Regions from separate parts of the Homo sapiens genome. Here region 1 is linked to region 2. A link is an interaction called in ENCODE POLR2A ChIA-PET data of the cell type or tissue named here. Cell type or tissue: HepG2. All regions are shown on one strand. Links, peaks and the distances in the headings refer to the core of each region. The heading gives the core; the rest is flanking DNA.

Region 1 (9,144 bases), core at 1,951-5,950, 87 kb before region 2:
TTCCTTGAGACAGAGTCTCGCTCTGTCGCCCAGGCTGGAGTGCAGCGGTGCAATCTCGGCTCACTGCAACCTCCACCTCCTGGGTTCAAGCAGTTCTCCTGCCTCAGCCTCCCGAGTAGCTGCCTCAGCTTCCCGAGTAGTAACATTAAAATGTTTAATTTTAACATTACTTTATTTAACCCAGGGCATCTGGAATGATACTATTGCAATCCATAAACAACAGGAAAAATTATTGGTCTATTGGTCGGGTGCAGTGGCTCACGCCTGGAATCCCAGCCCTTTGGGAGGCTGAGGTGGGAGGATCACTTGAGGTCAGGAGTTTGAGACCAGCCTGGCCAACATACTAAGACCTTGTCTCTACAAAAAAATTAAAAAATTAGCCAGGCGTGGTGGCGTGAACCTGCGGTCCCAGCTACTCAGGAGGCTGAGGTGGGAAGATCGCTTGAGCCCAGGAATGTGGGGCTCCAGCGAGCTGTGATTGTGTCACTGCATTCCAGCCTGGGTGACAGAGCAAGACTTCAACTCAAAAAAAAAGTTATCGAGGTATTTTATGATCTTTTCCCCACCCACCCCCCACCCGCTTACACTAAGTCTGAAATTTGGACAGACCACATTTCAAGCACTGGATGTCACACGTGGCCAGGGGCTGCTGTATTGGGCAGGCCGTGCTAAGACATCTGAGTTCCAGAGCAGGGGTTCCCGACCCCCGGGCCACAGACGGGTTCCGTGCCTGGGAGGAACCTGGCCACTCAGCAGGAGTTGAGCTTAGGGCAAGTGACCATTCTCACCTGAGCTCCACCTCCCGTCAGATCAGCGGGCGGCTCTGGGTGCCCCTACGAGCATGAACCCCATGGTGAACTGAACATAGGAGGGATCCAGGTTGCGTGCTCCTTAGGAGAATCTGACTAATGTCTAATGTCTAGTTTCATCCCAGAACCATCTCCCCACTCACCCCGTCCCTGGAAAAATTGTCTTCCATGAAATCGGTCCCTGGGGCCAAGAAGGTTGGAGGCTGCTGTTCCAGAGAATTCGGAAGCAGATCTCCAGTCTCCCAAGTTGGGTTCTCGAAAACGTGAGGGCAGGTTCTAGACCTTCCAAACTGGTTGCTTGAAAATCCAAGGAGGCTGGGCGCGGTGGCTCACACCTGTCATCCCAGCACTTTGGGAAGCCGAGACGGGCGGATCTCCCGAGGTCAGGAGTTCGAGACCAGCCTGGCCAACGTGGTGAAACCCCATCTCTACTAAAAATACAAAAATCAGCCAGGTGTGGTGGTGCACACCTGTAATCCCAGCTACTGGGGAGGCTGAGGCAGGAGAATCACTTCAATCCGGGAGGCAGAGGCTGCAGTCAGCAGAGATCGCACCACTGTACTCCAGCCTGGGCAACAGAGTGAGAATCTAACTCTTTTGCCCAGACTGGAGTTCAGTGGTGCAATCACAGCTCACTGCAGCCTTCAACTCCCAGGTTCAAGTGATCCTCCCACCTTAGCCTCCTAAGTCGCTGGGGCTGGGATTACAGGCGCATACCACCATGGTTGATTTTTTTTTTTTTTTTTTAGTAGAGATGAGGTCTCACTATGTTGCCCAGGCTGGAGTGCTGTGGTGGACTCATAGCTCACTGCAGCCTCAATCTCTCAGGCTCAAGGGATCCTCCTGCTTCAGCCTCCCAGGTAGCTGGCAGTATAGGCGTGCACCACTACGCCTGGCTGATTTTTTATTTTTATTTATTTATTTATTTACTTTTTGAGACGGAGTCTTGCTTTGTCACCCAGGCTGGAGTGCAGTGGCGCAATCTTGGCTCACTGCAACCTCCACCTCCCGGGTTCAAGCGATTCTCCTGCCTCAGCCTCCCGAGTACCTGGGATTACAGGCGCGTGCCACCACACCGGCTAATTTTTGTATTTTTAGTAGAGATGGGATTTCTCCATGTTGGCCAGGCTGGTCTTGAACTCCTGACCTCGGGTCCCAAAGTGCTGGGATGACAGGCATGAACTACCATGCCCGGCCTTATTTTTATTTTTCGTAGACAGGAGGTCTCACTATGTGGCCCATGCTGGGATTTCAGGCTCTTTGAGCTTTCTTCCATATTGGTTAGGGCTGGAGCAGGACTCCACTGTGGCGGGAGGTATTTGGGCGCAAGGAGAGCAGTTGTGAGGACTGGTGGTGACCCCCAGTTACTGTCTGTTGTGCTTTGGATGCTGGGCACGGGAAGCCTGGCTGTAAGTGTGTGTTTCCGGGCCGGGCGCGGCGGCTCACGCCTATAATCCCAGCACTTTGGGAGGCTGAGGTATGCGGATCACGAGGTGAGGAGATCCAGACCATCCTGGCTAACGTGGTGAAACCCCGTCTCTACTAAAAATATGAAAATATTAGCCAGGCGTGGTGGTGGGCGCCTGTAGTCCCAGCTACTCGGGAGGCTGAGAGAGGAGAATGGTGTGGACCTGGGAGGCGGAGCTTGCAGTGAGCTGAGATCGTGCCACTGCACTCCAGCCGGGGCAACAGAGTGAGACTCCGTCTCAAAAAAAAAAAAAAAAAAAAGTGTGTGTTTCCAAGAGGCTGTTATGGGGCCTCGGGCACACCCTCACTGGGTCTGGATCCCAGCCTGTCTACCACCAGGCGTCCCTTCTGGTGAACAGAGCTATGTGAGAACTTCCAACAGGGACACCACGGCCGCTCGTAGCCCAGAGCTTGCAGAGCTTTGTTCAAAGGCAATGGCCCAGGGCCGAGCACGGCGGCTCACACCTGTAATCCCAGCACTTGCAGAGGCCAAGGTGGGTGGATCACCTGAGATCAGGAGTTCGAGACCAGTCTGGCCAACATGGCAAAACCCTATCTCTACTAAACCTACAAAAATTAGCTGGGTGTGGTGGCACATGCTTGTAGTCTCAGCTACTCGGGAGGCTGAGGCAGGAGAATCGCTTGAACCCAGGAGGCAGAGGTTGCGGTGAGCTGAGATCGCGCCATTGCACTCCAGCCTGGTGACAGAGTGAGACTCCATCTCAAACAAACAAACAAACAAAAAAGCAGTGGCCATCATGATCGGTTGTGTCATCTAGTGGGAGGCAGGGGTGTGTCTGCATGCGTGTCTGGGGTGCATTGTGGGGGGATTGCAGGCGTATTGAGGGCTTACCAAGTGCCTGGCTCATCTGAGCCCTCAGGAAACCACATTGTTGGCAGCTACCTCACCGTCTCACAACCACCCGCTGAGGTTGGAATGATCATTAACAGCATTTAACAGATGGGGAAACTGAGGCCTAGAGAGGCAAAGTCACTGGCCTAAGGTCACATAGCTAAGGAGCACAGTCAGGATTTAAATCCAAGCCTGGGAGATCCCAGGACCCACAGTGGGCACCACATAAAGGGGCTGTTTGGGGTATGGCAGGGACTGCCCTGGAACGTTCCGGATCCTGCCTTTGGGCCTACAGGGCTTTGGTGCCGGTGAGCAGGCCGCAGGTTCAGCTGGCTCAAGGAGCAGCTTCAGGGCTGCAGCCAGGCTGGGGGCTGGGCAGGTCTCAAACCCCTGGACCTGGGGAATCAGGGAGGTGTGAGCTGCATCTGAGGTCGGGTGTCTCTGTGACTCTGTCTCTGTCTCTCTACCTCTGATTCTCCCCAGGCTGCCTTGTCTCAGTCCCTGTCTATTCCCACCCCACCTCGCTCTCTCTCCCGGCCTTGCGAGTCTCCTCCCAGCCCCCCATCCCACCCAGTGGGCTGCCCGGAGGTGGCGGCAACGGGGCAGCTGAATGGGCCTCTTGTTCCTGGCCACACCCGCCCCTTGGGGTCACCCTGGGACATGCCCAGGCAGCGTGGCTACCTTAAAGGGCCAGTGCTCAGAAAGAATGTGAGCGGGGGAGGCTGCGTCCACTCCCAAATCCCACACCCTCCCCAAGGTGGACCACTCATGTGTCTGACGGGGGTGGGGAGCTGTGTACCTACACACCCTCGTGGCTTGGGGGAGGCCTGTCTGGAGCAGGAGATGTGATAGGGTTTGGGTTTGACCTTGGATAAATCCCTTCATCTCTCTGTGCCTCAGTTTCCCCATCTAGATCAGGGGGCTCCTTGGTGCCACCCCTGTGGGTTGCTGGGCAGATGGCATATTATCCAGGATTTTGCACACAGTTGACACTCTTCCGGCGCCCACTGTGCATTGATAGAGCACCTGCTGTTTCAGCCCAGCATTCATCCGCCGTGCAGACTTGGCAATTCCTTCTTCACCTTGCTCCGTGCCTCAGTTTCCCCAAATGCAGAATGAGGCGATGGCTGTCTTAGCTTCACAGAGAGCTACGCAAGGATTGAGTCGGTTCGTGGAATTAGAGGGTATTAGGGAGAAGGGCCTGAAACACTGCCAAGTGTCACCTCCACTGGCGCACTTATTGAGCGCCAGCTGCATACCAGGCCTTGCTGAGGAAGCCTCACTGCAGAGGTTGCAGTGAGCTGAGAGGCAAAGGCCACCCAGCCTGGATCTCACTCTGGTGTCATCGCCTCCTCCCTCTGCTCAGGGTTGTGCAGCTTCAGGCTGCTCCCCTGCCCTCTCTGGGCCTCAGTTTCACCTTCAGAGCAACGGGAACAGCCCCATCCTTTCACACACTGGAAACCATCACCTTCTTCTGCCTGGGAGGGGGTTGTGCTGTCTCTGGGAATCCCAGGCATCCCCCAGGCAGGAGTCAACCCAGAGGCCCTCGGACCCGGGCTGTACCCTGTGACAGCTCCGGGTGGCTACGACGCTCCCGTGCTCCAGGCCAGCCCCACAGACAGCCCGGGACAGGTTGCTGCCGGATGGACAAGCCTGTGCCTCGCTGCCTTATGTAACCAGTTTATGCAAGGGCAGCCGGCCCGCTTACATAAGGGGAGGCCGGGCCAGCGCCCAGCTGGGGAGGGGGAGGCTCTTAAAGGGACCGGCGTCCCCCGCGGCTCCCTCCACGGGCACTGGTGCGAATTCATAGGCGAGCTGCGGACTCCGCCCTCAGCAAGGCCGCCATTAATGTCGTTATGATTATTTTTGTGGATGTTGTTTATCATCACTATATTCTTTCCCCAGGGCGGGGGTTCAGCTGAGCGGAGGACCACGCCCAGTGCTTGGGCAGAGGCTTGGGCTGTGACGCTGGCTCTGGGTGTCACCTGGTTAAGTCCCTGTCTCTGAGCCTCAGCCTCCCCTTCTGCACAGTGGGGCAATGCAGGAAGACGTGAGGTCCTGGAGGGTCCTGGCCCTGCTGCCTGTTCACTGTGTGGCCTCAGGCAGGTGGCATCCCCTCTCTGGGCCTCAGTTTCCCCATCTATAAAATAGCGCCTGCTCTGTGGGGTTGCTGAGGGAGAGTCAATAAGACATATTAAGAGTTTACATGCCCGCCAGGCATGGTGGCTCACACCTGTAATCCCAGCGCTTTGAGAGGCTGAGACGGGAGGATCACTTGAGGCCAGGAGTTCAAGACCAGCCTGGGCAACATAGTGAGATGCCCATCTCTACAAAAAATAAAACTTAGCCAGGCATGGTGATGTGTGCCTGTAGCCCCAGCCACTCGAGAGGTCGCGGCAGGAGGATTGCTCAAGTCTGGGAGGTTGAGGCTGCAGTGAGCTGTGATTGGGCCACTGCACTCCAGCCTGGGTGACAGAGCAACACCCTGTCTCAAAAAATAAAAATAGGCCAGGCATGGTGGCTCATGCCTATAATCCCAGCACTTTGGGAAGCCGAGGAAGACAGATCACTTGAGATCAAGAGTTCCAGACCAGCCTGGCCAACAAGGGGAAACCCCGTCTCTACTAAAAATACAAAAATTAGCTGGGCGTGTGGTGGGAGCCTGTAATCCCAGCTACTGGGGAGGCTGAGGCAGAAGAATCACTTGAACCTGGGAGGCGGAGATTGTAGTGAGCCGAGATCGTGCCACTGCACTCTAGCCTGGGTGACAGAGCAAGACTCCATCTCAAAAAATAAATAAGTAAATAAAAATAAAAATAGGCTGGGCACAGTGACTCACACCTCTAATCCCAGCCCTTTGGGAGGCTGAGGCGGGAGGATCGCTTGAGCCCAGGAGTTTGAGACCAGCCTGGGCAACATAGCAAATCTCTGTCTCAAAAATTTTTGAAAACAAAAGAGTTTAGGACAGCACGGAGCACAGACACTGTCAGCACTCATCCAGTGGAACCACTTTGCAGCCAATAAATATTTAGTAAGCTCCTACTGTATGCCAGGCACTGCTCCAGGCGCTGGGATACTGCAGTGAACAGGACAGATAAAAATTCGGCCCTGGCCAGGCACGGTGGCTCACACCTGTAATCCCAGCACTTTGGGAGGCTGAGGTGGGCGGATCATGAGGTCAGGAGATCGAGACCATCCTGGCTAACATGGTGAAACCCCGTCTCTACTAAAAATACAAAAAAAATTAGCCAGGCGTGATGGCAGGTGCCTGTTGTCCCAGATCCTCAGGAGGCTGAGGCAGGAGAATGGTGTGAACCTGGGAGGCGGAGCTTGCAGTGAGCCGAGATCACGCCACTGCACTCCAGCCTGGGTGACAGAGTGAGACTCTGTCTCAGAAAAAAAAAAATTCTGCCCTCGTGGAACTCACAGTTTGGTTCAGGCGATGGGCAAAGAACAAGAAATAAATGTCAGTTTAGGCTTAGTGCGGTGGCTCACGCCTGTCATCCCAGCACTGTGGGGGGCCGAGGCGGGCAGATCACCTGAGGTCAGGAGTTCAAGACCAGCCTGGCCAACATGGTGAAACCCCGTTCCTACTAAAAATACAAAACATTAGCCAGGCATAGCGGTATGCGCCTGTAATCCAGCCACTGGCAGGGGCTGAGGCAGGAGAATCGCTTGAACCCGGAAGGCGGAGGTTGCAGTGAGCCGAGATTGTACCACTACACTCCAGCTGGGGCCACAGAGCGAGACTCCGTCTCAAAAAATAATAATAATAAAAATAAAAAGAAATAAATGTCAGTTTAGCGATAAGGACTATCAAGAAAAATAAAGAAGGCCAAAGGAAAAGAGGCTGATGGGCTGTGCTGGGGAGGTCCCTGAAAGGCTGTCTGAGGACCTGACATTTGAGCTGAGACCTGAGAAGTGAGGAGGAACCAGTTATATGAAGAACTGGGGGAAGGCGTTCCAGGCAGAGGGCACAGCCCGTGCAAAGGCCCTGCGGCAGGACACACCTGGCACTTTGGAGGAACAGTGAGGAGGCCTGTGTGGCTGCAGCAGAGTGAGGAGAGGAAGAGAAGGAGGAGGGGAGGGCAGTTTGTGCAAGGCCTGGTGGGCAGTAGGAAGGACTTGGGCTTTGACCCCAAGGCAGGTGGGAGCCATAGAGGGCTATGGGCAGAGGAGGGACCAGCCCTGACTCAGGTGCTCACAGGCACCCTCTGCCTGCTGCAGGGAGGACAGACTGTGGGGGGTGAGGGCAGGAGCTGGGGACCAGGGCAGAGTGGACCGCCCTGGTGCAAGCAGGCGGTAGCAGGGACAGAGGCAGAGGAGGGGGCAGAATCCAGGTCAACTCCGACGGTGTGAGGATTCAGTTGCTCACCTGGGTCGTTTATACCTTATCTGAGGCTGGCCCTTGCTCTCCTTGCCCCGTCTCCTGCCTGCAAGCCGCACCTGCCTGGGCACATGCAGGGAAGGGAGCGGCGCAGCACTGGGCACGCCTGGGAGCTCTCCTGCAATCAGGACTTTGTTAGCGGGCAAGCTGGGATATGGGTCCTGGTGCCCGGGAGGCCCGTGGGGCTCTGGGCTCCTGCCAGGGTCCCAGCCCTAACCCAGGTACGCCACCCACATGGCAGGGTTATTCTCTTTTTTTTTCTCTTTTTTTAGACAGAGTCTCGCTCTGTCACCCAGGCTGGAGTGCAGTGGTGCGATCTCAGCTCACTACAACCTCTGCCTCACAGGTTTAAGAGATTCTCCTGCCTCAGCCTCCTGAGTAGCTGGGACTACAAGTGTGCACCACCTCACCCAGCTAATTTTTGTGTTTTTAGTAGAGACGGAGTTGCACCATGTTGGCCAGGCTGGTCTCAAACTCCTGAACTCAATTGATCCAACCGCCTCGACCTCCCAAAGTTCTAGGATTACAGGTGTGAACCACCGTACCCAGCCTATTCTCATTTATTTTCTTTCTTATTTTTTTTTCTTTTTTTTGAGACGAAGTCTCACTCTGTCACCCAGGCTGAAGTGCAGTGGCACGATCTCAGCTGACTGCAACCTCCGCCTCCAGGGTTCAAGCAATTCTCCTGCCTCAGCCTCCCAAGTAGCTGGGACTACAGGCATGTGCCACTATAGCCAGCTAATTTTTGTATTTTTAGTAGAGATGGGGCTTTGTCATGTTGACGACCAGGCAAGTCTCGAATGCCTGACCTCAGGTGATCCACCCAGCCTCAGCCTCCCACAGTGCTGGGATTACAGGCTGGAGCCACTGCGCCCAGACGGTCCTTCCTTTTCATGCCTCCTCCTTCCACTCCCCCATGTACCATGTCTCCTTGTCTCTCTTTTTCTCTCTGCTCATCCCTCCCTCTCAACTTTCTTTCTACAAATATTTATTGAGCACCTAGTCTGTATCAGGCCTTATTCTAGCCACTGAGGGCACAACAGAGATCTAGACAGACAAAGCCTCTGCCCTCAAGGAGGTGACATTCCACTGGGGAGATGAGCAAACACCCGTGCAGTCACTAAGCAACTAAGCAAATCCATAGGCAATCACTAACTTCCTCTGAAGGAAAGAAAACAGAAGGCTGAGATTGAGGGTAGCCAGAGGCTGCTTGAGGTGAAGGGGCTCAGCGTAGACCTCTCTGAGAAGGGAGCATTTGAGCTGAGACCAGGAGAGATCTCAAGAGAGAGCAAGCAGTTAGCTGTTTAGACAGAGGGAACAGAATGTGCAAAGGCCCTGAGGCAGGACTGGGCCAGGTGCATTGGAGGAACAGCGAGGAGGCCCCTGTGGCTGGAGCAGAGTGAGTGAGGGGGAGAGAGGGAAGAGGGGAGGGCAGAAAGCGGACAGGACAGGTTGTGCAGGGCCTGTGGTCCTAGTCCTCCACTTTGACTACTCCCCCAAATCTCTTAATGTTCCTCACATTCCTTTCCCTGACAAGCATTTATTTTGCACCTGCTGTATACCAGATCCTATCAGGAGAATCCCAAATATTCATGCAACAAGTTCATATTGGGTGCCTACTGTGTGCC
Region 2 (9,144 bases), core at 2,217-6,216:
TCTCAAAGGAAATAAAAAAAATTAGAAATACAAAGAGTTACCAAGGCTGGGTACAGTGTCTCACGCCTGTAATCCCAGCACTCTGGGAGGCTAAGGCGGGAGAATCGCTTGAGGCCAGGAGTTCCAGACCAACCTCCTCCCGTCTCTAAAATAAAAAATGTAAAACTTAGCTGAGCATGGTGGCCTGCACCTGTAGTCTCAGCTACTCAAAGAGACTGAGGTGAGAGGATCGCTTGAGCCCAGGAGTTCGAGGCTGCAGCGAGCTACGACTGCACCACTGCATGCACCACCGCACTCCAGCCTGGGCAACAGAACAAGACCTTGTCTCTCAAAGCAAATTTGAGAGTCACCTTTTGTGCTCTCAGAGTACACATGAGGCTCCGTGCTCGGCAATTTCACAGATCGCATTTCCTTTTCTTAACACCCCGTGAAATGGTGCCGGTCTCATTGTGCCCAGGAAAGTCAAGGTCACGCAGCAGGTCTGACCTGGGATTTGAAGCCGGGTCTGCCTCGCCCCCAGCTTATCCTGCCTCGCCCAGGCTCTTGGCCCCTGAGGACCCACAAGCAGCCATGGGAGCACACAGGGACAGGGAAGGTGTGCAGAGGCCACATGCCCGTGGTCCACCTGCAAACCGGGACGCTCTCACGTGGGGATGCCCGGGAGCGTTGATGACTCAGGCTCCAGGCTCTCCTGTCCTCAACCTTGGTCCCTCGGCTGATTAGATAGTGGGCCCTGCCCGGGCGAAGGGGGACCCCGCCCCAGCTGACACGGGAGCAGCCATGGCCCAGACGAGTGGTAGGAAGGCCCGGCGTCATCGCACAGGTGTTTATGGAGCGCCTGCTGAGTCGCTGTCACTTCCTCTCTTCCGGAGGTCTGCGGATGACCGCTGAGCAGACCGGCCACTCAGCAGGATGGGGCTCACACATCCCAGCCCCAGGATGGCCACAGGTCTGCTTGAACCAGCCAGGCAGGCATCTATTAAACTCTGACTGTGTATCCCGTCTTGTGCAGGGCTTGGAAGAGAAGGAGGCCTTGGTGCTGTCTGGGAGCTCTCGATCTGATTAGGAAGTCAGGACCACCCCCCAGAGACAAGCAAACCCAGCAGCCGAGGCGGGGGCTGGAGAAGATTTGGAGGTAGGGGAGCCCAGCAGAGGGGGTGGGGGCAGGACCCGCCTTGGAGATCCTGCCCTCCAAAGTCAGTCAGTTGTCTGGGCTTTTTCTGAGAAAAGCACTCTGTGCTCTGAGACCTTGGCGAAGCCACTTCATCACTGCGTGCCTCGGTTTCCCCATCTGTTAAGTGGGGGCGATCAGTCCTACCTCGGAGGATTAAATGAGATACTGCATAGAAAAAGCCTGCTCTGCACAGCAGCAGGTACACGCTAAGCACTCGGTAAGGTTGGCCGATAATATTACAACGTTTTAAATCGCCCTAGTGTTTCTAATTCACAGTTTGCTGACGGCTTGGCTGAGGCTGAGCCGGGCAGGCTCTGCGTATGTGAAAGTCGCCAGCGTCCAACCCCCGGAACCTGCCGGCTGGGAAGGAGAAAGCCGTCCGCTGCGACCGGGCAGCTCAGGGTTTGCAGAAAGGGCTCCGGCGCGCGTAAGTTCTGTCTACACGACCGCCAAAGCGTCCGGAACCCGGATTCAGGATTCAAGTTGCCATCAGCTTCCAGAAGGAGCTTCGGGATGGGGGGTCCTTGAAGGCAATGGAGGGGCGGCGGGGCTCCGGGGGAGGCGGGGGTTCAGAGGGGGCTCCCTCCCCACCCCCGCCGGCGTCCTCCTCGCCCTGCCAGGCCAGGGCCAGCTGCAGGTCCAGCCCCTCCAAGTCCTCGCCGGTCAGGCTGGGGCGCAGCTCCCGGGGTGCGGCCTCCTGGTCTGGCTTCGGGCCAAACGCCCAGTCTGCGGCAAGGGAGCTGGTGAGGCAACTCCCCGGCCCCGGCCACCCTCCTCTGTCCCCTCCTCAGCTAGGAGAAGCACTAGGATCCCCTGACCACCCACCCAGGGTGACCCAGCATCGGCCCCAGCTGGGTTTCGGTGGGGGCAGCTCACCGGCCAGGTCGTGGGCGAGGTCTTTGATGAGGTGCCCGACGATGGCGTAGGCGACGGCCACCACCACCAGCGCGGCCAGCAGCAGGTACAGCACGTACCTGGGCAGGCGGATGCTGTCCAGGGGCGGCGGCCGGTACTCCTCGTACAGCGGCGGGGACGGGCTCCAGCCCTCGGCCTCCCCCTCGGCCGCCAGCCCCGGCATGGTGTCCGCCCGGCACAGGGGAGGCCCGGAGGTGACCCACACAGCGGAAGTATTAAGGGGCTTTGAGCTAAGAGGATTGGGCGGCTGCCCCACGGCCACCATCTGCCTGGGTTAATCACATTGTAAATCACTTCCGCCCACCCGCAACCTACCTGCTCAGCTCCAGCCACGACTCTGCCCAGCCGTCCCCACCTCGGGGCCTCCGCACCTGCGCTTCCTTCTCCCAGGAACGCCCTGCCCAGATTTCCTCATGGCCGGCTCACTCTCTTCATTCATTCATCTTTTTAATTCTTATTATTTTATTTTATTTATTTAATTTTTCTTGAGACGGAGTTTCACTCTTGTCACCCAGGCTGGAGTGCAAAGGCGAGATCTCAGCTCACTGCAACCTCTGCCTCCCGGGTGCAAGTGATTCTCCCACCTCAGCCTCCGGAGTAGCTGGGATTACAGGTGCCCGCCACTATGCCTGGCTAATATTATTATTATTTTTGAGACAGGGTCTCGCTCTGTCGCCCTGAGTGCTGGAGTGCAGTGACGCGATCATAGCTCACTGCACCCTCAACCTCCTGGGCTCAAGCGATCCCCCCGCCTCAGTCTCCCAAGTAGCAGGAACTACAGGTCCTCGCCACCGTGCCTGGCTCTTCATTCATTCATCGAATATGTATTGAGCAGCGACTATGGCTGGGCACTCTCTTAGGTGCTGGGACACAGCTATGAGTAAGAAAGACCAGGCCGGGCGCAGGAGCTCACGCCTGTAATCCCAGCACTTTGGAAGGCCGAGGTGGGCGGATCACTTGAGACAGGAGTTTGAGACCAGCCCGGCCAACATGGTGAAACCCTGTCTCTACTAAAAATGCAAAACCTAGCTGGGCGTGGTGGCGGGCGCCTGTAGTCCCAGCTACTCGGGAGGCTGAGTCAGGAGAATCGCTTGAACCTGGGAGGTGGAGGTTGCAGTGAGCCGAGATCATCCCACTGCACTCCAGCCTGGGCAACATAGCGAAACTCCGTAACAAAAAAAAAAAAAAAAAAGAAAGACCAAAACCTGACATTCCAGGGAGGGAGATGGATGCTAAGAAAGAAACATAACCTTAGAGTAAATGATATATTAGGTTAGAAAGGGAGGTGTGGCTGGGCGCCGTGGCTCACGCCTATAGTCCCAGCACTTTGGGAGGCTGAGGCAAGAGGATCACTTGATCCAGAAGTTCAAGATCTCTCTGGGCAACATAGCAAGACTGCATCTCTACAAAAACTTTAAAAACTAGCCAGGCGTGGTGAGTGCCTGTAGTCCCAGCTACTCAGGAGGCTGAGGTGGGAGGATTGCTTGAGCCCAGGAGTTCAAGGCTGCAGTGAGCTATGATTGCACCCCTGTACTACAACCTGGGTGACAGAGTGAGACTATCTCAAGAAAAAAAAAAAATTGGGCTGCCAAGGCATCACTGAGGAGGTGACATTTGAGCAAAGACCTGGAGGAAAAAGGGAACCAGCCATGGGAGATCCAGGGGAAAGAGAGTTCCAAGCAGAGGGCACAGCCCCTGCAAAGGCCCTGGGGCAGGACTGTGCCTGGCGTGTTGGAGGAACAGTGAGGAGGCCAGTGTGGCTGGAGCAGAGTGAGCCGGGGGAGTGGGGGGGAGGGGAGGATGGGGAGCTGTCAGGGCAGGTCCTGCAGGGCCGTGTAGACTGTGAGGAAGACTTCGGCCTAGACCCTGAGGAATGTGGGAGCCATGGAGGGCTGTGGGCAGAGGAGGGATGGGTCCGGACCCAGGTGCTCACAGGTGCCCCCTGGTGGCTGCTTTGGGGAGAACGGACTATGGGGGCCAGAGGAGGAGCCAGGAGGGGACTGAGCTGGTCCTAGTGGAAGGAAAGTAGGCAGATTTGAGATGGACATTTTTTTTTTTTTTTTTTTTTTTTGAGACAGGGCCTTGCTCTGTCACCCAAGCTGGAGTGCAGTGGTGCAGTGGTGGGATCTTGGCTCACTGCAGCCTTGACTGCCCAGGCTCAAGCGATCCTCCTGCCTCAGCCTCCTGAGTAGCTGGGACTACAGGTCTGTGCCCCCACACCTACCTAATTTTCTGTATTTTTTTTTATAGGAACAGGGTCTCACTATGTTGCCCAGGCTGCTCTTTAACTCCTGGGCTCAAGCGATCCTCCTGCCTCAGCCTCACAAAGTGCTGGGATTACAGGCATGTGCCACCGCACCCAGCCTTGGGATCGATTTTTCATTAAAAAAATCTGTTTTTAGACTAAATGCCTGCAATGATGGTGTTGCCATTTCCTGAGTTAGGAACATTGCAGAGGAGAAACCTGGGGAGAAACACAAGGAATTCCAAGTAGCCAGGGGCCAGGGAAGCCAGGACAAGGCAGTAGGAGGTGGTGGTGAGGAAGACCTGGGTTCAAATCCCAGCTCTGCCCGTCACAGCATGACCTTGGCTCTCCAGGGTTCCCTGGCTTCTCTCTACAATGGGGTGGGTAAAGTTTCCTGGGGTGTTGGGAGGAGGAAATTCAACAATGTGTAGAAGTGTGAGCCTTCCCGGGCGGGCGTGGTGGCTCACGCCTGTAATCCCAGCACTTTGGGAGGCTGAGGAACGCTGATCATGAGGTCAGGAGTTCAAGACCAGCCTGACCAACATGGTGAAACCCCATCTCTACTAAAAATACAAAAATTAGCCAGGCGTGGTGACATGTGCCTATAATCCCAGCTACTCGGGAGGCTAAGGCAGGAGAATCGCTTGAACCCGGGAGGCGGAGGTTGCAGTGAGCCGAGATCCCGCCACTACACTCCAGCCTGGGCAACAGAGCGAAACTCCATCTCAAAAACAAACAAACAAAAAAAAGTGTGACCCTTGCCAGGTGGTGGCTCATGTCTGTAGTCCCAGGGACTTGAGAGGCTGAGGCAGGAAGATTGCTTAAGCCCAGGAGCTGGAGGCTGGAGTGAGCTAAGATTGTGCCACTGTACTCCAGCCTAGGTGACACAGCTAGATCTTGTCTCTACAAAAAAGGGGGTGGCTTTTTATTTTATTTTATTTATGATTTTATTTTATTTTGAGACAGAGTCTCTCTCTGTCGCCCAGACTGGAGTGCAGTGGCGCGATCTCAGCTCACTGCAAGCTCTGCCTTCCGGGTTCACGCCATTCTCCTGCTTCAGCTTCCCAAGTAGCTGGGACTACAGGCGCCCGCCACCACGCCCGGCTAATTTTTTTTTTTGTACTTTTAGTAGAGACGGGGTTTCACTGTGTTAGCCAGGATGGTCTCGATCTCCTGACCTCTTGATCCACCCACCGCAGCCTCCCAAAGTGCTGGGATTATAGGCGTGAGCCACTGCGCCCGGTGAGGGTGGCTTTTTATATTTTTGTTTGTTTTTGAGACAGAGTCTCGCTGTGTCACCCAGACTGGAGTGCAGTGGTATGATCTCCTCACTGCAACCTCTGCCTCCCGGGTTCAAGTGGTTCTCCTGCTTCAGCCTCCCAAATAGCTGGGACTACTTTCCAGGGTTTTGTTTTGTTGGTGGTGGTGGTGTTCTTTTAAGACTCCCTCTCCCTCTGTTGCCCAGGCTGGAGTGCAGTGGGGCCATCTCGGCTCATTGCAACCTCCACTTCCCAGGTTTAAGCAATTCTCATACCTCAGCCTTCCAGGTAGCTGGGACTACAAGCATGTGCCACCATGCCCAGTTAATGTCTGTATTTTTAGCAGAGACAGGATTTCACCATGTTGGACAGGCTGGTCTCCAACTCCTGACCTCAAGTGACCTACCTGCCTCAGCCTCACAAAATGCCGGGATTACAGGTGTGAGCCACTGTGCCCAGCTTTTTCTTGTTGTTTTAAAAACATTGCAGCTGGTCTGTGTTGATGGGTAAAGAGAGGAAACCAAGGAGGCAGGAGAGAAAAGGGGGAAGGGCTGAAGTAATGGCTGTGAGTTGATGAGAAGGACGAGGAGTTGGTGAGGAAAAGAGGTGGCTCAGGCAGCCAATGTCACATTGGAAGGTGCCACCTTGGAAGTGGCTCCTTCGGCCCCAGTTGAGCCTTCAGATGAGGCAGCCCTGGCCGACAGCTTGATTGCAACTTCATGAAACACCCAAAGCCAGAAACATCCAGATACGCTTGCTGCTCCCAGACTCGTGACCCACAGGAAAGGTATCTGTCTTCTTTCCTCTGTCTCTGGGGGTTTTCTTGTCTTCTTTATTTAAGATGGAGTCTTGCTCTTGTCACCCAGGCTGGAGCGCAATGGCACACGATTTCGGCTCACTGCAACCTCTGCCTCTTGGGTTCAAGTGATTCTCCTGCCTCAGCCTCCTGAGTAGCTGGGATTACAGGCATGCACCACCACACCCAGCTAATTTTTGTATTTTCAGTAGAGATGGGGTTTCACCATGTTGTCCAGGCTGGTCTCGAACTCCTGACCTCAGGTGATCCACCTGCCTTGACTTCCCAAAGTGCTGGGATTACAGGTGTGAGCCACCGCATCCGGCCTTGTCTTTTTTTTTTTTTTTTTAATTAAAGAGATGGGGGTCTCACTATGGTGCCCAGGCTGGTCTTGAACTCCTGGGCATAAGCGATCCTGCCTTGGCCTCTAGAGTAGCTGGGACTATAGGCATGTGCCTCTGTGCTCAGGTCCACTTTTCTGTCTCTGTAAGGACACTGGTCATTGGATGTAGGGTCTACCCTAAATCCAGGATGATCTCATGCTGAGATCCTTAACAACACCTGCAAAGACTCTATTTCCAAATCAGGTCACATTCATGGGTACCAGGGGTTACCACCTGGACAAGCCTTTTCGGGGGACACGATTTGACCCAAGTCCAGCTGTTTGAAGCTGCTAAGTTTGGAGTAATCTGTTGCACAGCCACAAGGATCTTAGGTAAGTCTTGGCTAGCAGAACCAACAGTTCATCAGCCAGCGTTAGCAGGCAGGAGGGGAGGCAGCATGCACGGCACAGGGACAGGCAGGCGGGCACAGCTGTTGGTGGGGTGTGCGGAAGGTCTGCTTGATTTTTTCACTGAAGCCGAAAGCAAGGTCATCAGCTGAGTGAGGATGAGGGAGGTTGGAGGCCAACAAGAAAGTGACAGAACAGATCGCAAGAGAGAGAGCCCCACGGAACCATAGTAGAATGGATGTTGGCTGCTCAGGAGGCTGAGGTGGGAGGATCACTTGAGCCTGGGAGACAGAAGTTGCAGCGAGCTTAGATCGAGCCACTGCTCTCCAGCCTGGGCAATAGAGCAACACTCTGTCTCTAAAACATAAACAAGATGGCCAGGCACGTGGCTCATATCTATAATCCCAGCACTTTGGGAGGCTGAGGAGGGCAGATCATTTGAGGCCAGGAGTTCAAGACCAGCCAGGCCAACATGGTGAAACCCTGTCTCTACTAAAAATACAAAAATCAGCCAGGCATAGAGGCATGTGCCTGTAGTCCCAGCTACTCAGCAGGCTGAGGCACAAGAATTGCTTAAACCTGGGAGGCAGAGGTTGCAATGAGCTGAGATTGCACCACCGCACTCCAGCCTGGGCAACAGAGTGAGACCCTGTCTCAACACAGAACAAAACATACTGAGACCCCGTCTCTACAAAAAAATACAAATATTACTCAGGCACAGTGGGGCAAACCTGAGGTCCCAACTGCTTGGGAGGCCAAGATAGGAGGATCGCTTGAGCCCAGGAGGTTGAGGCTGCAGTAAGCTGCAGTGATCAGCCACTGCACTACAGCCTGGGAGACAGAGGGAGACCCTCTCCATTTAAAAAAAAAAAAAGTGAGCCAAGCGCAGTGGCTCACGTCTGTAATCTCAGCACTTTGGGAGGCCAAGGCGGGCTGATCACAAGGTCAAGAGTTCAAGACCAGCCTGGCCAACATGGTGAAACCCCATCTCTACTAAGAATACAAAAATTAGCTGGGCGTGCATGGTGGCACGTGCCTGTAATCCCAGCTACTTGGGAGGCTGAGGCAAGAGAATCACTTGAACCCGGGAGGCAGAGGTTGCAGTGAGCTGAGATCACGCCAATGCACTCCAGCCTGGGTGACAGAGCAAGACTCCATCTCGGGGGGAGGCAAAAAAAAGGCTGGGTGTGGTGGCTCATGCCTGTAATCTCAGCACTTTGGGAAGCCGAGGCGGGTGGATCACCTGAGGTCAGGAATTTGAGACCAGCCTGACCAACATGGTGAAAGCCTGTCTCTACTAAAAAATACAAACAGGCCAGGTACGGTGGCTCACACCTGTAAGCCCAGCACTTTGGGAGGCCGAGGCAGGAGATCGAGACCATCCACCATCCTGGCTAACACAGTGAAACCCCGTTTCTACTAAAAATACAAAAAATTAGCCGGGCGTGGCAGCGTGCGCCTGTAGTCCCAGCTACTCGGGAGGCTGAGGCAGGAGAATGGCGTGAACCCGGGAGGCGGAGCTTGCAGTGAGTGGAGATCGTGCCACTGCACTCCAGCCTGGGCAACAGAGCGAGACTCCATCTCGAAAAAAAAAAAAAAACAAAAAAAAAATTTAGCTGGGCATGATGGTGCATGCCTGTAATCCCAGTTACTTGTTAAGCTGAGGCAGGAGAAGTGCTTGAGCCTGGCAGGCAGAGGTTGCAGTGAGCCGAGATCACGCCATTGCACTCCAGCCTGGGTAATAAGAGTGAAATTCCATCTCAACAAAAATAATAAAATAAATTAAAATTAAAAACCTATAATCAAACATGTGACTTCCAGGCAGGTTTCTCAACCTCTGCACTCATTTGGGGCCGGATCATTCTCTGTTGTGGGGACCGAGTGCTGGAGGTTATCTTCCAGCATCCCTGGCCTCCCCCGACTACCTGACTAGATGCCAGCTGCACACCCCCACCCCCCACCCCATGACAAGCTAAACTGATGCCCCGGGGCAGGATCCAGCACTCCGGTGGAGAACATGGCTCA

Evidence for each region. Peaks named below come from ENCODE experiments on the same cell type or tissue, not always from the same donor. Only the 100,000 strongest peaks of a DNase experiment are listed, where the experiment ranks them.
Region 1: POLR2A ChIA-PET joins it to region 2 with 6 read pairs; 4 of 35 experiments call an interaction of 5 or more read pairs at or near these places.

Annotation. Positions count from the first base shown.
Region 1 is chr19:3,393,955-3,403,098 of GRCh38, forward strand. The region is part of intron 2 of NFIC (nuclear factor I C); the gene reads left to right. Among named protein-coding and RNA genes, the nearest start is that of NFIC, 32 kb to the left of the region's middle. In HepG2, for the core only: no CTCF peak of the experiment used is centred there; DNase peaks (open chromatin) are centred at 3,737 and 4,807.
Region 2 is chr19:3,481,152-3,490,295 of GRCh38, forward strand. SMIM44 (small integral membrane protein 44) reads right to left here and starts at 2,290. Exons shown (of 2, transcript NM_001395954.1): 1 at 2,051-2,290; 2 at 959-1,900. The coding sequence starts at 2,252. The coding sequence ends at 1,653. LOC105372246 (a long non-coding RNA gene) reads left to right here and starts at 1,827. Exons shown (of 5, transcript XR_936264.2): 1 at 1,827-2,135; 2 at 6,977-7,104; 3 at 8,941-9,144. RefSeq lists an enhancer at 2,068-2,606 and silencers at 3,939-3,988, 3,999-4,048. In HepG2, for the core only: a CTCF peak has its summit at 4,035 (motif pointing left); a DNase peak (open chromatin) is centred at 4,033.